2 separate regions of the Mus musculus genome follow, and region 2 is linked to region 1. A link is a loop called in an ENCODE intact Hi-C map of the cell type or tissue named here. Cell type or tissue: left cerebral cortex. All regions are shown on one strand. Links, peaks and the distances in the headings refer to the core of each region. The heading gives the core; the rest is flanking DNA.

Region 1 (9,706 bases), core at 1,185-9,184:
TGCCTATAGGAAGCAAACACGAGAGAGAGCTGGAAATCTTTCATTAAAAGCTTCTTTAAGAGAAAGAAATAAAGCAGAGATAAAACTGATGAGGAATGAGCACTAGGTGACATCATTATTGTATGAGCATGTTCTTCCAAAGCTAGGTGATATATAGATGGTACAAGTACAACACTGAACATAGTCTCTTGCTATAATTAAGAAGTGTGATGGTGCTGCAGAGATGGCTCAGTTATTAATAGTGGTTGCTTTTCCAGAGGACAAGGTTCATCCACAGCTCATAACTGTCTGTTCTGTAACTCCACGTCTGGGGGAGCAATGCTCCTCAGATACTAGGTATGAACATGGAACATAGACATACATGCCAGCAAAACACCCACACAAATAAAATAAGGTATACAAACACATTGGCTTACAGGGATTTTCCTTCCAGACAGGATTTCATGCAGTCCAAAGTGTCCTCAAATCTCATATGTAATCAAGGATGACTTTGAACTCCTAACCTCCCATTCCCATGACCCAAGATATGGGCCATCAGAAAAGGAGGAGGAGGAGGAGGAGGAAGAGGAAGGAGGAGGAGGAAGAAGAAGAAGAAAAAGAAGGAGGAGGAGGAAGAAGAAGAAGAAAAAGAAGGAGGAGGAGGAAGAAGAAGAAGGAAGGAGGGAGAAGAAGAAGAAGAAGAAGAAGAAGAAGGAGGAGGAAGAAGAAGAAGAAGAAGAAGAAGAAGAAGAAGAAAGAAGAAAGAAGAAAGAAGAAGAAGAAGAAGAAGAAGAAAAGTAGTAGTAGTAGTAGTAGTAGTAGTAGTAGTAGTAGTAGTAGTAGTAGTAGTAGTGGTATGGGAGGTACTTTGCTTGCTTCTCAGCCTTTGCACAACACTTGTACCTGGTGCCCATGAAGGCCAGAAGAGGGCACTGGAGAGCAGCCAGTGCTGAGCCATCACTCCAAGCACCAGTGAGCATTTAAAAGTAAGTACAACAACTGGGTGGGTGGCACATGCTTATCTAATCCCAACACTCTGGGAGACAGAGGCAAGAGGATAGTTTTGAGTTCCAGGAGTTCCTGTCTCAAAAAAAAAGGGGGGGGGGGAAAGGGACACCAAAGCAACACTAAAAACACAGTGCAACAAATACACAACTAGTGACAGAACCACCTATCTATCACCAAGTGTTGTTTTCTAGGCAAAACTGCACATGCTACACTTCACAGAACTAGCTGCATATATAGATTGACTGGTTGATTTACTGACTGACAGGATTTCTCTGTGTAGTCCTAACTACCCCAGAACTGGCTCTGTAGACCTTAGCTGGCTTAAATCCAGAGATCTAACTGCCTCTACCTCCCAAGAGCTGGGATTAAATAAAGGCATGCATCACCACCGCCTGGATTTATTTCTTTATTTATATTACTACAGACATGTAAAACTATGTAAATAGTGTGCTGCATCACAATAAAAGCTACAATGCCACTCAGTGTAGGACTTTCAGCTGAGCTTCCCCTCCATGAACAGCCCTGCATTATTATAGTCCAGCACCAACTGCTGTTGAGTATAGGAGTGAGTAGTAAACACATAAGTATAAATAAGGGCAGGAGCTGATAGAAATAAACAACACAAGTAAAAAGCAACTCACTGAAAGATGAAAAGAATAAGTTAATAAACAGTTCCTGGAAGTAGAAGACAAAAGATAAAAAGTAAAATTAAAGATAAAATGCCAGTTTTAACCCAAATGTGTAAAATTAGTGGACAGGATATCAGGCAATGAAGTAGGAATGAAACTCAAATCCCAGCATTGCACAGGTGGGCTTGATTTGAAGAGGGCCCACACCACCATCAATGCAAAGGAAAGGGGGACCTATTTGAACACAAAGATCTGCCTGCATCTGCCTCTCTTAAGTGTTGGGATTAAAAGCATGAGCTGCCATGTCCTGCTCAACTTAGGAATTTTGTCTATCAAATTTTTCTTTTTCTCTGGATAGATCTGTTCACAGCCTAAGAATATTTAAGTAGTAAGTCAAAGTTTAGACTTCAAACATTATCCACAATGTCATGATCTCTCCAATATGAAACCATACCCACACTTCAGTGGCCACTGAAACATTCTGCACAGCTTCCTCAACAGTGAGCATTTTTTTTGGTTTTTGAGACAGGGTTTCTCTGTGTAGCCCTGGCTGTCCTCGAACTCTGAAATTTGCTTGCCTCTGCCTCCCCAGTGCTGGAATTAAAGGTGTGCGCCACCACACCTGGCAACAGTGAGTTTTTTGAAGCTACCAATTTGAACCTTTTGGATCATTTTCTTTAGCTGCAAGGCTCTCAGCAAGTATTTGGGAGGAACCTGCTCAACCCTTTGCATAATGCTAGTGTGGACAATCCAGGCTGGCTTTGAGTAAGCTACGGCAGTACTCTAGGACAAGGTCTCCATTGAAGATTTTAATTTCTATATTTATTATGTGTATATGTGTGGCATGACACAATGCACAGGTGAGGAGGTCAGAAAACAACCTGTGGAGTTTTCCTTTGTGCAGCTTGTGGGAACTGAGCTCAGGTGGCCACTCTTGTAAGCAAGTGCCTCACTGAGCAGTTTCACTGGTCCGATAATTATACCGTGCATAGAAGGTACATGTGTGGGGACCAGAGGACAACTTTTCAGAGTTCATTCTCTCTTTCCATGGTAAGATCTGGGGATTGAATTCAGGTTGTCATTCTCAGTCAGTGAATGTTCTTACTTACCGAGGCATTTTATTGGTCCACTGAATTCTTTAATTCAAAGTGGGCTGAAGAGATGGCTTAGCATATAAGAGCAATGACTGTTCATCCAGAGAATGCAGTCCAACTGTAACAGCCATCTGATGGTTCATAACCATCTGTACTCCAGTTTCAGAAGATCTGACCCTCTCTTCTGACCTTTGTGGGCACCAGGCATGCAAGCGTCACAGAATATACATGCACTCACACAGAAATTAAAATAAAATCTCAAAAAAGTCCCTGTGCCAAAAACTTGACCTCCCCCTTCCTCCCATGACTCTTTGGAAGGTTGGTCTAGTCGAAGCAAGTGAGGTAAGATATACCCCTGAAGGGAATATTTTAACCTTGATCCCTTCTCATTTTGTGGATGCCATGAGATGAGAGGCCTCTTTGGTCATGTATTTTGGCTTTGCTGGGACCAAGTGCAACGAATTCAAACTTCTGAGAACACGAACCCAAAAGTGAGCTTTTCCTTAGTATATCTCAGATTTTATTAGAGTGGTAGAAATCTACCTATCATAAAATAACACATTTAAGATATAAAAATAACACATGAAAATATGACTTATGAAATTTACTTCCTACCTACCCTACTTTTAAAACTTCTGGATAAACTGTTCTCAAAACAAAAAGAAGAGGACAGGGGCTGGAGGACATTTTAATGGTTGTCACACTTTCTGTGCCAAAACTTTCTGTGAATTGTTTCTAAGACCTGCAGAGACTTTCTACAAGAAGTAGTAAGCACTTGCCCCACAAGGTGACACAGTGCAAGGGCAATGATTCTTTGTATGGCCAGAGAATGCGGTGTTATAGCAGGAAATGGAGTGTCTATGGTGTACAGACTAAGCCTATTTTCCACAAAAAGGTGAAAACTCTAAAGACTGCTGAGACCTCAGTGTGCAGAGCCCAGATGCAGGCCTCAGGGAATGCCACTAGTAAGGGATGAGAGCAGAGACAAGAAGAGAAAAAGGGCCACGTGATCCAGCTCTAAGCCTATTTTGTAATGATAAAATAACAAATAAGCTTTTACTTATTTTTAACTGACTTATCAATGAGACCACAATAAAACTGTAAGCCTTGGGGCTGGTGAGATGGCTCAGTGGGTAAGAGCACCCGACTGTTCTTCCGAAGGTCCAGAGTTCAAATCCCAGCAACCACATGGTGGCTCACAACCATCCGTAACGAGATCTGACTCCCTCTTCTGGAGTGTGTGAAGACAGCTACAGTGTATTTACATAAAATAATAAATAAATCTTTAAAAAAATTATTATGAAACATTTAAAAAAACAAAAAACAAAAAAAACACTGTAAGCCTTTACTCCCCCTCTCCTCCAAGCACACTTCCTGCTTTGAAGAGGCCCCAGGTCTGGTTCCTAGCAACCTCATGGTGGCTCACAACAGCATGATCTCCAGTTCCAGAGCAGCGGATGCCTCTCTCTGGCCACCATGGACACAACACTGCCTGCATGAAGTTGGCACATGAAAAGATAAATATGCATGCGTGCAAGCCACTTATTCACATAAAAATCAAAACAACAAAATCAGGAGCTAAAGAATAGAGGCAATCCAGCATTGAAACATCCCATGATTCAACAGGCCCACAGAGCAACCTGGCTGAGGAAACACTATGGAAAAGGAGTAAAAGAAAGTAAACAAATAAAACAGAATGTCAGAATTTTAGAATAAAAGACCAAAGAGAAACCTGTTGTGGTGCCAGGAGCGGTGTTTTAATCCCAGCACTCTGGGAGGCGGACCTCTGAGAGTTTAAGGCCAGAAACTCTAACAGAAAACAGAGACACATGGAGATAAATCAAAGTAACTTACTGCTTTGCTTAAAGTAAGTAATGCAGGAACTAAGTTTTTAAAAAAAATCTGAAACTATGAAAATATCTGCCTACTCTCAGAAAATTCTGAAAAAGAAAAGACAGCCATAATCAAATCTCAGCAAATGGTAGGAAGCAGCACAAAAGATCTGATACTACAGCTTACCCATTCTCACTGCAATGGACTCTTTTTTTGGGGGAAGGGTCACAGCTACCCACTACCTCAAGCTTAACAGCTGGCAAATAACCACATGAACAAATGCATTGGGTTAGTATTTCTTTTGAAAACAGCTGCAATTCTGGCACTTCATGTAATTCTTCAAGACAAAAAGCAGATGAAGGAATCTGAGGTCTGTTCATAGAAAGGTCTAGTAAAATAATAATTTTTTTTTTTGGTTTTTTTGAGACATGCCCAGTTCTAAAATAATTCTTAAATTATTAGTAGAGATACCAAAACTCTGTACCCCTTACTCCTTAAAACAGCCAAAAATTTAGGAAAGATTTTTGTTCAACCCCCAGTAAGCAGAATAAATTGATTTAATGATTAAAATCACAATGATGAATAGGCTGGAAATCTACCCCATAAATAGAAAACCCACAGGACGATCCTGTAACCCACTTTCATAATCTATCACTACCACCTAGGATTTCCCAAAGCAGAAACAAGACAGGCAATGAAAACCTATTTTACTCTTAGCAGCTCTGATGTTGAAAATAGAAAAGGTAGGACTGGATTAGACTCAATGTTTCAGGAATGATGGAAAACAGATTGGTGAGATGGCTCAGCAGATAAAGGTGCTTGCTATTTCGATCTCCTGATCCCAAATAAAGATATATAACTTGAAGACAAATGACTCTACAAAGATGCCTTCTGATCTCTATACATAAGCAGTGGCACTCATACTCACACATCAATGACATTGGAGTAGGTATTGTGATGACTTACATAGCACAACATGTACATACATTGGATGCAAATATTTCACCAAGATCCCAATACCAAAGGATGACATTCAGATGAAAGTTTAATGTATCAAGCCTTTCTACTCAAAAGCATGCTGTGTTAAGTTATGAAAATTATAATTAAAAGCTATGTTACTGTAACAGCCTTAAAAATAGCTTGATGAACTCTGGAAATAGAGAAAACACCAATATGTTTTTAAGGGGCTAGAAAAATGCCCAGTAGTTAAAATCACTGGTTGCCCTTCCAGAAGACCAGGTTTCACATGGACCTAAACAGCAACTAAATACCTTCTGTAATTTCAGTTCTAGGGTATCCCACGCCCTCTTCTGGCCTTCGCAGGCAATGCATGCAGGGTATACACAAACATACATGAATGCAAAATACCCATAAATATTAAAAAAAAAAAAAAGCTTTAAAAGTTTATTATTTCAGGGCTGGCTGTAGAAACGGGGGCTTTTGATTATCATCATTGCATACATCATAACACAGTGACAGTAAATATTCCCTGGATAGGGATATAGCTTAATGGTAAAACACAGAGGTGGTGGTAGGGCCAATCCTCAGGACCAAACAATATAATTTTGTGATAGAGACCACTAAGTCATCTAAAAAAAATTAGCCAATAAAGTGAAAAACCCTATATTATTTTCAGCACGCAATGCATCTTGCTTAAAAGATACATAGGCTTTTTTCTGATGAGGCAGGAAAAACAACCGACTTCAGTAAAGGTTCAATTTTATTTACTAAATGACGAGCCGATTGATACAGTCTCACTATGAAGCACAGGCAGGCTTGAAACTAGTCATTTTCCTGCCTCAGCCTCAGAAATCATGGGATTACATGCAGGAGCCAAGAATGGAGAGGACCAATCAGTATAAGATAGTTTACAAAGCTGAAACCGGAGTTGGTATTTTTTCAGAGCATTTTCGGCTTTCTTTTTTATCAGTTCTATTTCCCCTCACTCACAAGGTTCAGAGCCCAGACGATAGACCGTTCAGACAGTATGAAATCAATCAAACACTTGTGAAGTTAACAAGTTAACTAGCAAAAAAGTAAGTTTGAAATTATGATTATAAAACAGGGAAACTGCCCAATCTTTGGAGAAGCCCTGGAACTTCCACAGCGTTTTCCTCAACACGTGCCCCCGGTATGCTGCCGACATGGGAAACCGGCTTTGAGGCGTCCCATCAATTAATTCTTAGGAGAGCCCGCAGGTTCCCAGCGCTGGGTCTGTGACCCACGCAGGGCCTAAGGAGAAGCAGCGGGGCGCGGGAGCAGCATTTCTCAACTCCAGCAGAGGCCGGGGAGCGGGGAGCGCCAAGAGCTCCGGGCACAGCTTTCGCGCCCCTTTCCCGCAAACGGTAATTGTGGCGGGACCTGGGCGGGCCGCTGTGGCCGCGGGGCGGGCCAGGCGCGTGCGGACCCCGCAGGCGCAGCACGGCGCGGCGAGCCGGACGCTGCCGGGGCAGGCGGGAGCGCGGCGGAGCCGGAGGTTTCTGGCTGAGGGGGAAAAGGGCGCCGGGAAGCAGGCTATTATGGGATGTGGGGCTCCCGGGGGCGCGGGGCTCCTTACCCGCCAGTTACTGTACAATCTCTTCACTCGCCGGTAGTACGCGTCTTTGTCCAGAGTCACAGCCATTGCCCTGGACGCCGCTTCCCGTCGGGCTCCGAGAATCACGCGAGGTCCCAGCTCCGCCACCCGCGCTCGGCCCGGAATCCCGCACTCTCTGTGACCCGGAAGTACCGACCGCCCGGTATCCCCTTCCGCTTCCGGGTCCCTAGAGCGTCGAAGATTTAAAAAGCGAAAAAACCAAACCCACCGCTCGTTCCGTAGGGTGGCGGGAGGAAGGGCAACCGAGGACGCAAAAGTGAAGTCAACAGACCGAGGTGCAGCGCGGGCTCGCGGGCTCTGGAAGCTCTCTCCGGCGCCAGAGGCTCCCGTCACGTGACCCGCCCACTTTCCGAGCTCCGGGCGCTCTGGGCGGCGGGCAGAGGGAGGGGAGCAGAAAGAGCGGGACCCGCGTGCAGCCAGGCGCAGGAGTGAGTCCTCTGCCCCAGGGCAGGCCAGTGACCGCCCCGGGGAAGGCACTCTCAACCAAACACTGCACCCCAGAGGGACGGAGCCCACCTTCGCGAATAAGCTGCGCGGTGGGCAGCAGAGTAGGAAGGAAAGGTTCTGTTTTCCTTTAAGAGATGGGCCGGTAGGGTGGAAGGAAACAAATGGCTCGGAGTGGCTCCTAAACTTTGTAGTTCTTTCCAGCCTCGCGAAGACCCAAGTTGTGAAGGCACCCTTTTTGTCAGCGTGTACTTTTGCTGTATTTCATGAAAAGCCACATTATTCTCTGGCTTTCCCCAAGAATAGTTATCCTGACTAATTGAAAAAAAAAATATGGCTCTTGAAATTAATCCTCGTTTAAGAATGTGAAGTACAATTCAAAATATTTTACCTCTTTATCTTGTATCATTTCCTTGGCTTTAACAAACGGGATAACCCGCCATTATATATGCCTATTGAGGACTACAAATGGCTTTTCTATTAGTTGCAACAGTATTGAACTGTAGGAGAATGGTGTTTAAATTACGCAGCAAAAAACAGTACTTATATTGTGTTTAAGGAAACAGAACATAGGAAGAATGGAAAAGGATTAACTTAAATTTATTAATGCCAAGGGGAAGGAAGGTAACAGTTCCTGACCCTCCAGCTGTAGCCACAGTTTGGCCAGGAACAGGCTCTGCCAGAGGCTAGGGCCAGCGCTACATAGTCTGTGGTTAATGGAGGCGTCTGGGGAGGGGTGAGCACACCAGCTGCTCTAAGCTCCTTTGCTTCCCCAGAAACGAGGAAGTGGTCATTTATTATTTTTTTTTTTTAGGAGTTCCCCTGCCCACCCAATCCTCTCAAAATTGGGAGCAATTGGGTACAAGTTTTTTGTTTTTTTTTGTTTTTTGTTTTTTTCTTTTTCTTTTCACCTCCTGAAGTCTTGGGTTTCCCCATATTGTTCCCTGCCCCTCCCACATTTCCAAAGTCCAAGGGCCAGAGTAAGGGATTCCAGCAGCCACCCATCACGGGTCTATATGGGGCTTCAGTCGTCAGCATCTTCACTGGAGTCTGAGTTGGCTGGCATCATAGGGTCATCAATGAGTGAGAAGTCCCGTTCTGAGCTGTCATAGCCCTGAGATAAATCATCATCTTCTTCATCCTCCTCTTCATCATCGTCCTCAGGTTGCAGTGTTGGTAACCGCAAGGCAGTACCAGAGGTGGTAGTAGCTGGTGAAGAAGGGTAGCCAGTGGTTCTCAAGCCTGGATGGTGATGGTGGTGATGGTGGGGGTGGGGATGGTGGTGGTGATGATGAAGCATGGTGCTGGAGTCTACATGAGGGGGTGCTGCTGCACCCATCACAAACGGCATAAAAGGCAGAGATGCAGAAGTGGTACTGCTGTGACCCAGAGACGACACAGACTGTAGGTTACTACTGCTGTGTTGAAAGGTGTTATGCAGAGACAGGGACCCAGTGCTTCCACCCTGCATCAGGGCCATCATCTTAGAAAGGTCTGGTCTTGTCCTACGGACCCGTTTCTTGCTGTTCTCTGGTGCAACAGGCCCTGGCAAAACCCGGTTGAACGCAGTTTCAGCATAGTGACCCTGTGAGGTAGGAACAAAAGACAGTAAAAAGATGGAGGTTGGGGGAGTGGGGGAAGGGGACAGATAGGACTTGACTCAGAAACCACATATGTCCTAGCTTAGAAATGCTTGCCTGATTTGGCTTGATTAGTGTTAATGGAGGTGTTACTGAGGGTGAGATCAAGAATTTGATATTGATAGCCATGTGAACGGTAAGGTTTTTCCCCCTGCTTCATACTTTTCTGCAACCTTTTTACAAATGCCTTTTCCTTTGCTAGTAAGGGGTCTGAGTAAAACAGTGAATGAATCAGTACATGTACAGAAAAACTGACTTAATTGTAGCCCGAGAACAGTTTGTTGGCATGATCTTATGTGAAGTGCGGCACAACTACACAGACATTTATTTAAATTTATCCTCTGTTATTACACGATAATAGCTGAGCAAGATCAGCTTAGGATATCCAAGAAGATTATGGGAAAGTTCTCACCAAATTTAATAAAAATGTTCCACATTGATAAACATTATCTTTTGGGTGTGGTGGTTCATGCTCTGAGCCTT
Region 2 (9,706 bases), core at 932-8,931, 84 kb after region 1:
TGTCGACTCTTGTCACAATTCTATACATATTAATATTAATGAAGACAAAAATCTTGGGCTGGCAAGATGTCTCGGTAAGCAAAGAACTTGTCATGCAAACCTGACAACCTGAGCTTGGTCCTCGGGAACCTTTCTTTAAAAGATGGAAAGAGAACCACTGCACAAAACTGACTTCCACTTGCACCAGGTCACATGCACTTACTGTCAAGCACACAGGCAATACATACATTATTTAAATTAACAACAACAACAACAAAAACCTCTACCATTAACTTGCATCTGTCTGTCTACATATCTACCCATCTACCTACCTATCTACCTACCTACCTATCTATCCATCTATATCTACCTATTTATTTATTCATTTTATTTAATTTAGACGGGTCTTTCTTACTCTGTAGCCTGGCTGGCCTGGAACTCACTTTGTAGGCTAGTCTGGTCTACAAAAAAAAAATAACACACAGATATCTGCCTGCCTCTGCCTCCCCAGCTCTGGGATTAAAGGCGTGCGCCACCACTCCTGGCTGACACATTCTATTCTTTAGGGATTTCAGTGCACAGAAGTCTGAAAGAATACACCCTGAATCATTAACAGTGGGGTCTTCTGGCAGAACAGCAACAGTGTGACACAGAAAAGGGCCTTATGTAAGAGGACGGTCACCTTTGGCTACATAAACTTTTATAAGTTTTTATTTTTTACTGTATTAGTTGAGTCTTTTTTAGTTTGCTATGTTTTTTCAAGACTGGGTTTCTCTGTATAGCATGGGCTGTCCTGGAACTCACTTTGTAGACCAGGCTGGTCTTAAACATCCTCCACCTGAGAGTCAAATCATTTCAAATAAAAAAGGTATGATGCTTTGTTTTTGACCTGAATATCTCAGTATGTATTCCCTCTTGGCTTCACCTTTCTTGGGCTCCTTGCCTCATCCTACAGTTTTTGTTTTTTTCTTCTTTTTTGGTGTTTTTGAAACAGGGTTTCTCTGTGTAGTCCTGGCTGTCCTGGAACTCACAGACCAGGCTGGCCTCCAACTCAGAAATCTGCCTGCCTCTGCCTCCCGAGTGCTGGGATTAAAGGCATGCACCACCACGCCCGGCTCATCCTATAGTTTTAAAACTACAGGTGTCTAGCATTCCACAAGGCTGCATTAGCTTTTACTGTTATAACTGGGCCTCAGTCTGGTACTAAATTGTTTTGCCCTCTCTTACCGTATCCCAGATTTGCAGTTTGATTTGTTTTCCATCGATGTTGACCATACGTGCTCCAAACTCCACACCTGTCAGTGAAAGACAAGAGAACGAACATGACTGTAATGAACACATACATGTCCATCTAGAGCCACATACTTTTCCCCAGTGTTATAATGATGAGTCCTTTGTCATCACTCACTGACATTCAGCCCGACAGTGGTTATTGCTCCAATTGAATTTGTGTTCCTTTTAGTTTCTTTTCTAGAATTAAAAACCCACTGACTGGACATGTAGCTCACTTGATACAGGACTTGCCTAGAAGCTCTGGAGTCAATCCCCAGATCCACATAAAACTGGACACAGGACTAGAGAGATGGCTCAGCACTAAAGCAAAGCATGTATGTGCTTCTTGGACTGGAATTGGGTATCAACACCCTCATCTGATAGTTCATAACTGCCTGTAACCCCAACTTCAAGGACTCCAATACCCTGTTCTGGGCCCTATGGGCATCTGCACACTCATGCACGTGCACATCCACATGCATGCCCCAGAACCCCTTAACTGAGCATGGCAGTGATCTAATCCCAGGCCTCATGAGGTAAAGGCAGTAGGAGCCCTAGGATAAGAAGTTCAAGGTCATCATGACTTACAGAGCAAGTTCAGGGTTGGCCTGAGATTACCCTACAGCTACAGGTATAACTCAGCGATAGTGTAACTACTTAGAACATAACTCACTAGGTTTAATCCCTTTCACCAAAAAGAAACAAGTGGATTCTAAGTGATAATGACTTAAGAATAACTCAGATGTAGAAAAGGGAACAAAGCTCATTCAGATAAAATAAATACAAGTAGTCTCACTGTTTTGATTTTACAGTCTGGATGACACTTGCTATATTAAGACCATAGGGGGCTGGGGGCTGGAGATATGGTCAGTGGTTGAGAGCACTTGGTCTTGGAGCAGAACAGAGTTTGGTTCCCAACACCCTTGTCCAGTGGCTCACAACTACCTGTAACTCCTGCTGCAGAGGGGTCAATGATCTCTAGCCCTTATAGGCACCTGTACACACATGTGCAAATACAAACACACATATATACAAAAAAATTTTTTTTAAGATCTGAGGGGGAAAAACCCACGTATGTGTTACCAGAGTTAGTTCTTTCCCTAGATCTGGTTTTATAAATTCTAGTAATAAACTAAGTTTGATTTATTATATAACCAGTTGATTTGTTTTAAGGCCTTATAATGACAGAGACTCTATCTAGATCTTCTTAAGAATTAGCCTTAAGAAAAGTGGCACTGCAGTTACTGTAATGATTTGCAAATAACATCTGAAGAATGTGTACCCGCTACAAAGCAAGTTCTAGGACAGCCAGGGCTATACAGAAAAACTCTTGTCTCAAAAAAAAAAAAAAAAGCCACTACAGGAAAGTTTTTCATAAAATAAACTACAAAGCTACAATTCATAGAAAAAAATTTCTAGAAAATGAACATAACAATTCTGGGACAAATAAAACTAAAAGAGATGAATAAATGCTTAGGAATGTTAGCTTACACTGAAATCTGACTAGGTAATATTTAATTCTACAATTGTTTTCAAAGAACTTCTTTGTTTGCTGGTTTGGTTGGTTGGTTTTGGTTTTTCAAGACAGGGTTTCTCTGTTTAGCCCTGGCTGTCCTGGAACTCACTCTGTAGACCTGGCTGGCCTTGAACTCAGAAATCCACCTGCCTCTGCCTCCCGAGTGCTGGGATTAAAGGCGTGCGCCACCACTGTCAGGCTCAAAGAACTTCTGAACTATTTGAAAGTTAAGTGTTTTGCCTGCATGTTAAGTATGTGTGACGTATGTGGCTGGTACCTGTGGAGGCCAGAAGAACCCAAAGGATCCCCTGGAACTTGAGTGACAGAGGATGATGGGTGCTGGGAATTGAACCCTTGTTCTTGGGAGAGCAGTCGGTGCTCTTAACTGCTGAGTCAGCTCTCCAGCCCATTGATAGCATTTCGCGACAGTGTCTCAGAGTACTGACTAGTTCTGTGTATGAAGCAGCACTTCTTAAACTGCAATTCTAAAACTGTTTTCATTGGCAATTAAAGAAGCTGCCTAAGGAACAGGTCTTCAAGGACAAAATACCTTCAATCACCAATAATTTCCAGAGTACATTGGTAATAGCCTCTCTTAAAGCAGTATGGAAACTGACGAACTGATAGAGCTTTTGACACTTTTCTATTTCTAGGCAAAATTCATCTCTTTCAAGGACAATATTTCAAAAAAACAAAAACCCCACTGCATCATAAGCAGACAATTCATCCCCTTTTCTATTTTCAAAATAGTATTTTGTACATAGCATGAGGAATTCATACTCTATATAAATATTTTTACTTTAAGGTGCTATATGAAATACCTGTTCTGAATACCTATTACCTCAACAAAAATCAAAAAGATATTTTTTTGGAAAAAAAAAATCACTGTCAACTTTTTTTTTCTCTCAGAACAATAAGAATGTAATTTCAATGAGTAAGAAACTAAAAAACAGGCTGAGTATAGTGGTGCATATCTAATCCCAGCATTTAGGACGATCAAGTCAAAATCATGGTCAGGTTACCCAGGAAGCTTAAAGCCAGTCTCGGCGCAAAAACAAACTTATTACGAAAGTCCGTGAGGCTGGGAGTGGTGGCGCACGCCTTTAATCCCAGCACTTGGGAGGCAGAGGCAGGCGGATTTCTGATTTTTGAAGCCAGCCTGTCCTACAGAGTGAGTTCCAGGACAGCCAGGGCCACACAGAGAGAAACCCTGTCCCGAGGGGGTGGGGGGGGGAGAGTCTAATGCAGGAGGATCTCTGGGAGTTTGTGTCCAGTGTGGGTTATATAATGAATCTGAGGCTATTTGCTCCTAAAAGAAGAGAAGGTGAAGAGATTAGAGGAGGTGTCTGTGCAGGAAGAACTGCAATGTCCGTACATTGGCTTTTACCTCTCCAGACTTAAAAGAATCCTATGTTGGTGTTTATGTTGAAAAACATGTGAAGCTGGTAGTTAATAACAAAATACAGATGAGATGTTTAATAAGCAGTCATGTTTCCGTGGGATTTTTCCATAAACATACAAGTTGCATTGGAAGAAAAAAAAATCCTACGGCAACTAGTATCTTACATCCATCTCTAAAGTTACCTTTCAATCATTTATCCTCCACTTACCAGCTTTTATCATTTTTCATATACCATGATTTCAGACCAAGGTAGCGAGAAGTAACTTTTTTTGGTTTTTCAAGACAGGGTTTCTCTGTGTAGCCCTGGATGTCCTGGAACTCACTTTGTAGACCAGGCTGGCCTCGAACTCTGAAATCCACCTGCCTCCCGAGTGCTGGGATTAAAGGCGCGAGCTACCACGCCCGGCCGAGAAGTAACTTTTTATTTAGAATACTGAGACTGTAACTTTCTCCTTTAGCAGTTCTGGCAGCTAGCTTTTAGCTGTTCTGGAACGAGGGGATAGCTTACCTATTGTGAGGTCGTGCACGGGCTGGAACCGCTTGTCGGTAAACTGAAGGAGGAGACATGACTTCCCCACACCTGCGAAAGAACGGTGTTCACTAGACGCACGTCACCCGGGAAGCCGCTGGCTCCCAGACAGGGAACAGGGTCTAAGGCAGGGGCAGAGCCCCGCCCCCGGGGCTCGCCCCGCCCCCTCCGCGCAACTCCGCTCACCCCGCCCCGCCCCCAAGCCGATTTTGGAGGTAGGATCCCCGCCCCAACTCCGAAGGCGGTCCGTCGGCGGGTTACCTGTGTCTCCGATGATGATGTACTTGAAGAGATAAGCGTAAGTCATGGTCCCGAGGCGTCTGTGTTCCGGGTCCTCCCGATTTCTACAGCCACTTACCTCCGACCTCTCTAGCCACTCAATCTACGGGTCTCCTTATTTGCCTCCGCTCCAGCCCTTCTAGCTCAAGCTGCGTCTCTATTGCTCTCCCCCAGAAATCTTCGCTGGATCGGCTGTACCGGACGCCGCCTCTAGGGCCACCCAGTGCTCTTCTACATGCCATTATCCCACCAAGCTCCAGGGGGCGACAGCGACCCTTCGGGCAGCTGGGATCGAGACTGGTTGCGTCCCTGACTCGGTCCAATCATCGGAGAGCGACGCTTTCTCCTTGAGGAAGTGACGCGCTCGGAACCTAGTGGGGGCGGTGGGAGCGATGCGGACGCGGAGACGCTGAGTCGCTGGTAGTGGTGCTGTGAAGATGGAGGTGGGTGCCGAGTCTTTGAGGGCTGATGAGGGTTCGCGGCCGACTAGGGGAAGCGGAAGCGGGAATGCAGGGCAGCGAGGAGCCAGGGGGGCTCGGGAGGGCTGGGGTCTCAGCACGCCACTGCTCCGCTCACTCACCCACCGCGGCTTTCTTTTGGTTTACAGTTTCCCGGAGGAAATGACAATTACCTGACGATCACTGGGCCCTCGCACCCTTTCCTGTCAGGAGCCGAGGTGAGCAAAAGCTGCTGATGCTGGGGCGCCGGAGGGCCTAGGCAGCGGTTAGGGAAGGACGGTGGGGGTGAGCGCGGGGGCTGGCGGGAGCTGGAGGGGACAGTGGCCGAGGCTTCGAGCTCCTCTAAGGACTGTGGAGGGGGTGGGGGTGGGGGAGAACCGAAAGCGGCTGTCATGAGGAAACCAGGATGTTGAAGAGACGGCTTGTTTGAGGAGTTTCTGTTCTGAATAGGAAGAACGAAAGGAATTGTTCTTTGGTTGGGGGTGAAATAACTAACAATCTTGGGAGACAGCAAGAAAGAAAAAAAATTTTTTCAGTAAAGAAATCGAGATAAAGAAAGTTGTTTATCCAGCAGGGAATAACTTCGGACAGTTGTTATTTCTTGAATTCTATAGGGGGCTCTTTTATTTGAAATGTCTTTTCTGATAAAAGTGGTTCATCCTACTGATGTGGCATCTGTTTGCTTGGCTAAAGAACGACAGAGGGAAAGAAATAGCTGCCAGAGAACATAGAAGGGGGTAGAGTGCACCTGTTTCCCAGTGATCACAGACTGACTATGTCACCTTTGGATTCCAGTTGTCAAATGACTATAATAACAGGGTTTGGTTTGGTTTGGTTTGGTTTGGTTTTTAAAGATGGCGTGAAGTAGAAGTAATGGTTGTTGGATGTTCTAAGACCTTCCACAAGGGTCACCTAAGACCATAGGAAAACAGATACTTTGTGATTCATAACAGTAGCAAACTTATATTTGTGAAATAGCAGCGAAAATAATTTTATGGTTGGGGGTCACCATAATATGAGGAACCATAATAAAGGGTCCATGCAGCATTAGGAACGTTGAGAGCCACTGCTGTAAGATATTCAGGAAAACTTTTGGTTGACAGATTTTCCTATTAGAAAGCATAAAACTTATTTGAGCAAGCGAAAGTCAAAGCTGCAGTGTATGAAATTTTACCATTTTTTTTTTGAGAACTTGAGCCTTGGTCCATCTTTTGAGGATTATATACTACCTCCCAAAGTGCTGTGAATTCATTTGCACGGTTGTTTGCACCAAAAGTAGTTATCCATTGCTGTTGTGTCGGTTTATCCTGTGGGAACATTGTTATGGTTGAGAGATGATTGACAGTGAGTGATTGCTAGTTGCTTTTGCTTTTTGTTTTTTGTTTTGGTTTGGTTTGGTTTGGTTTTTTGGTGTTTTTTTTTCTTTTCTTTCCTTTTTCTTTTCCTCTTTCTTTCTTTCTTTCTTTCTTTCTCTCTCTCTCTCTCTCTCTCTCTCTCTCTTCTTTCTTTCTTTCTTTCTTTCTTTCTCTCTTTCTTTCTCTCTTTCTCTCTCTCTCTCTTCTTTCTTTCTTTCTTTCTTTCTTTCTTTCTTTCTCTCTCTCTCTCTCTCTCTCTCTCTTTCTTTCTTTCTTTCTTTCTTTCTTTCTTTCTTTCTCTCTTTCTTTCTCTCTTTCTTTCTTTCTTTCTTTCTTTCTTTCTTTCTTTCTTTCTTTCTCTCTCTCTCTCTCTCTCTCTCTCTCTCTCTCTCTCTCTCTCTCTCTTTCTTTCTTTCTTTCTTTCTTTCTTTTTAAATAAAAGACAATCTCACATAGCTCTGGCTGTCCTGGAACTCACAATGTAGGCCAGGCTGACCTCAAACTCAAAGATATCCACTTGCCTCTGCCTTTCCAGTAAAGAGTTCTTCCCATTCAGAACAGAACTCTTTCCTGTGATTAAAGGCATACTCTAGCACTCCTGGCTGCTGGTTTATTGTTTAACTTAATATTATTGAATATTCTCCTAAGCAAAGGGAGGTATGACTCAAATGAGTGGCAAAATTAGGAAGGAAACGAAGTCTTACACTTGGTGATTTTATTCCGAGTTCCATCCAAAAGGTCTCCATGGTCTGATTTCATTGTTTGGAGTGCAGTAAGTCACATTGTCCTTATTTATAGGAAAGTACATTTTAAAAGTAAACACGGCTGGATGTGGTGGCACACGCTTTTAATCTCAGCACTCAGCCGAGGCAGGTGGATTTCTGAGTTCAAGGCCAGCCTGGTCTACAGAGTTCCAGGACAGCCAGGGCTACACAGAGAAACCCTCTCTCGGAAAAACCAAAAAAAAAAAAAAAAAAAAAAAAAAAAGGTAAACACAAGGTTGGGTGTAGTGGTACACATCTTTAATCCTAATTCCAACATTTGGGAGACAGAGTTGTGTGTCTTTTTTTTTTTTTTTTTTTTTAAGATTTATTTATGCGAGTACACTGTTGATCTCTTCAGAGAGACACACCAGAAAAGGGCGTCAGATCTCATTGCAGATGGTTGTGAGCCACCATGTGGTTGCTGGGGATTGAACTCAGGACCTCTGGAAGAGTAGTCAGTGCTCTTAACCACTGAACCATTTCTCCAGTCTCCCCCACCCCCACCCCATGTGTATCTCTTTAAATTCAAAATTACATAGACCATGTCTCCAAAAAAGGAAAAAAAAAGGTAAATACAGCTTTCAATTTTTCCTACCAGTCTGACGTTGATCAAAAGCTAACAGCATGAGGGATGGCCCTTTAAAACATGCAGGGACGGGGCTGGTGAGATGGCTCAGGGGTTAAGAGCACTGACTGCTCTTCTGAAGGTCCTGAGTTCAAATCCCAGCAACTACATGGTGACTCACAACCATCTAATGAGACCTGACACCCTCTTCTGGAGTGTCTGAAGACAGCTACAGTGTACTTATGTATAATAATAAATAAATTTAAAAAAAAACCATACAGGGACTAGATAGCGAAGCACTGGCCTACTGTGTGCTGGACCCTTGACCCAGCATTGACGGAAAAAGGGAGGACTTTCAAGGCTTGCTTCTGCCCTTTGTTTCTGTTCTGTTCTGGCTCCTGGTGTAGCTGTTGAGAGGAGGGAACATTCAGCTAAGCTTTAAGGTCCGTTTCAGGAGCTTCCTTTAGGCCTTGACTGTGTCCTTGTTACTTACAACTTGTGCACCTACTTGTTCCTGCCTCTCAGTGAATTTTTAAACTTTATGTCTTTGTTTAGTTTGAGAGGAATCGTTTCACTGTGTAGTCTTGGCTGACAGCAAACTTGCTATGCGACTAGGCTGGCCTTCGTTTGCCTCTGCTTCCTGAGTTCTGGGATTAAAATATATGCCACCGTGCCTGGCTTTTAATCTTCATGTTAGTGAATGTATGGGTCTTGTTGTTTCCAGCCTTATTGTAAGCCATCACTAAAAATAGGTGATCTTTTTAAAGCAATTCTTTTTGAAGAACAGTCATTTTTCAAGTTTGCTTGGTTTTTATTTTGGTTTTTTGTTTTATTTTGTTTTGTATTGTCAAAAAGAAAATAGCTGCCCTTATGGAGTATTAGCCATAAATTAATAGGAAAAAATGGACGGTGTTCAAGTTAAGAACTTCTTTATATCAAATATATCATTATAGGGGCTGGAGAGATTTTTTGTGTATGGGTGTTGTGCCTGTATCTATGTCTGTGCATCACATGTCAGGTGCCTGTGGAGGTCAGAAGAGGACAAGAGATTCCTTTGGGTCTGCATTATACACGTTTGTGAGCCACCATGTGGGTGCTGGGAATGGAACCCAGGTCCTCTGGAAGAGCAGCAAATGCTCTAAACCACTGAGGCATCTCTCCAGCACTGATAAAACTGTTTTTCTAAATCCTTGATGGCTGGTATATAGGTCATTTTTAGAGTTTTTGCTTAGTATGTGGGAGCTTCTGATTGAACCTCTGGACAGAGGGAAGAGGATAGAGAAGCACAGGGAGATGAGAAGAGAGGAGAGGACGGATGCTAGTTGTCATGGTTTGTGTGTCTGTGTGCAGGCAGAGGACAGAAGGCATTTGATCCCTGGGGCTAGAGTTAAAGATAGTTGTGAGCAGAGTGGGTGCTGAAAACTGAGCCTGCGTCCTTTTCAGAGAGCAGCAAATGTTCTTAACTGCTGAGTCATCTCTTCTGCCTCTCCTTCAATCAGTATCTAAGCAATCTTTATTTTTATTTTCAATTGCATTTTATTTTATTTACTTATTATGTTCACATGTCCTAAAGGGAAGGTGAGAGGT

What was found. Hi-C counts contacts between places; a loop is a spot of excess contacts. Peaks named below come from ENCODE experiments on the same cell type or tissue, not always from the same donor. Only the 100,000 strongest peaks of a DNase experiment are listed, where the experiment ranks them.
Region 2: it touches region 1 in a loop (2.1-fold over the local background); 5 of 42 quality-filtered maps call a loop at or near these places.

Annotation. Positions count from the first base shown.
Region 1 is chr14:52,189,985-52,199,690 of GRCm38, forward strand. Supt16 (SPT16, facilitates chromatin remodeling subunit) reads right to left here and starts at 7,255. Exons shown (of 26, transcript NM_033618.3): 1 at 7,101-7,255. The coding sequence starts at 7,166. Chd8 (chromodomain helicase DNA binding protein 8) reads right to left here. Exons shown (of 38, transcript NM_201637.3): 38 at 8,167-9,168. The coding sequence ends at 8,608. In left cerebral cortex, for the core only: a CTCF peak has its summit at 5,856 (motif pointing left); DNase peaks (open chromatin) are centred at 5,850, 6,759, 7,305, 7,474 and 1 more place; H3K4me3 peaks cover 2,293 bases; H3K27ac peaks cover 1,207 bases.
Region 2 is chr14:52,274,237-52,283,942 of GRCm38, forward strand. It overlaps Rab2b (RAB2B, member RAS oncogene family), which reads right to left and starts at 5,159. Exons shown (of 8, transcript NM_172601.3): 1 at 4,960-5,159; 2 at 4,678-4,749; 3 at 1,207-1,274. The coding sequence starts at 5,005. It overlaps Tox4 (TOX high mobility group box family member 4), which reads left to right and starts at 4,910. Exons shown (of 10, transcript NM_023434.3): 1 at 4,910-4,996; 2 at 5,152-5,420; 3 at 5,585-5,653. The coding sequence starts at 5,415. Gm23758 (a small nucleolar RNA gene) reads left to right here and starts at 2,295; the gene lies at 2,295-2,384. In left cerebral cortex, for the core only: a CTCF peak has its summit at 5,221 (motif pointing right); a DNase peak (open chromatin) is centred at 5,232; H3K4me3 peaks cover 2,175 bases; H3K27ac peaks cover 1,155 bases.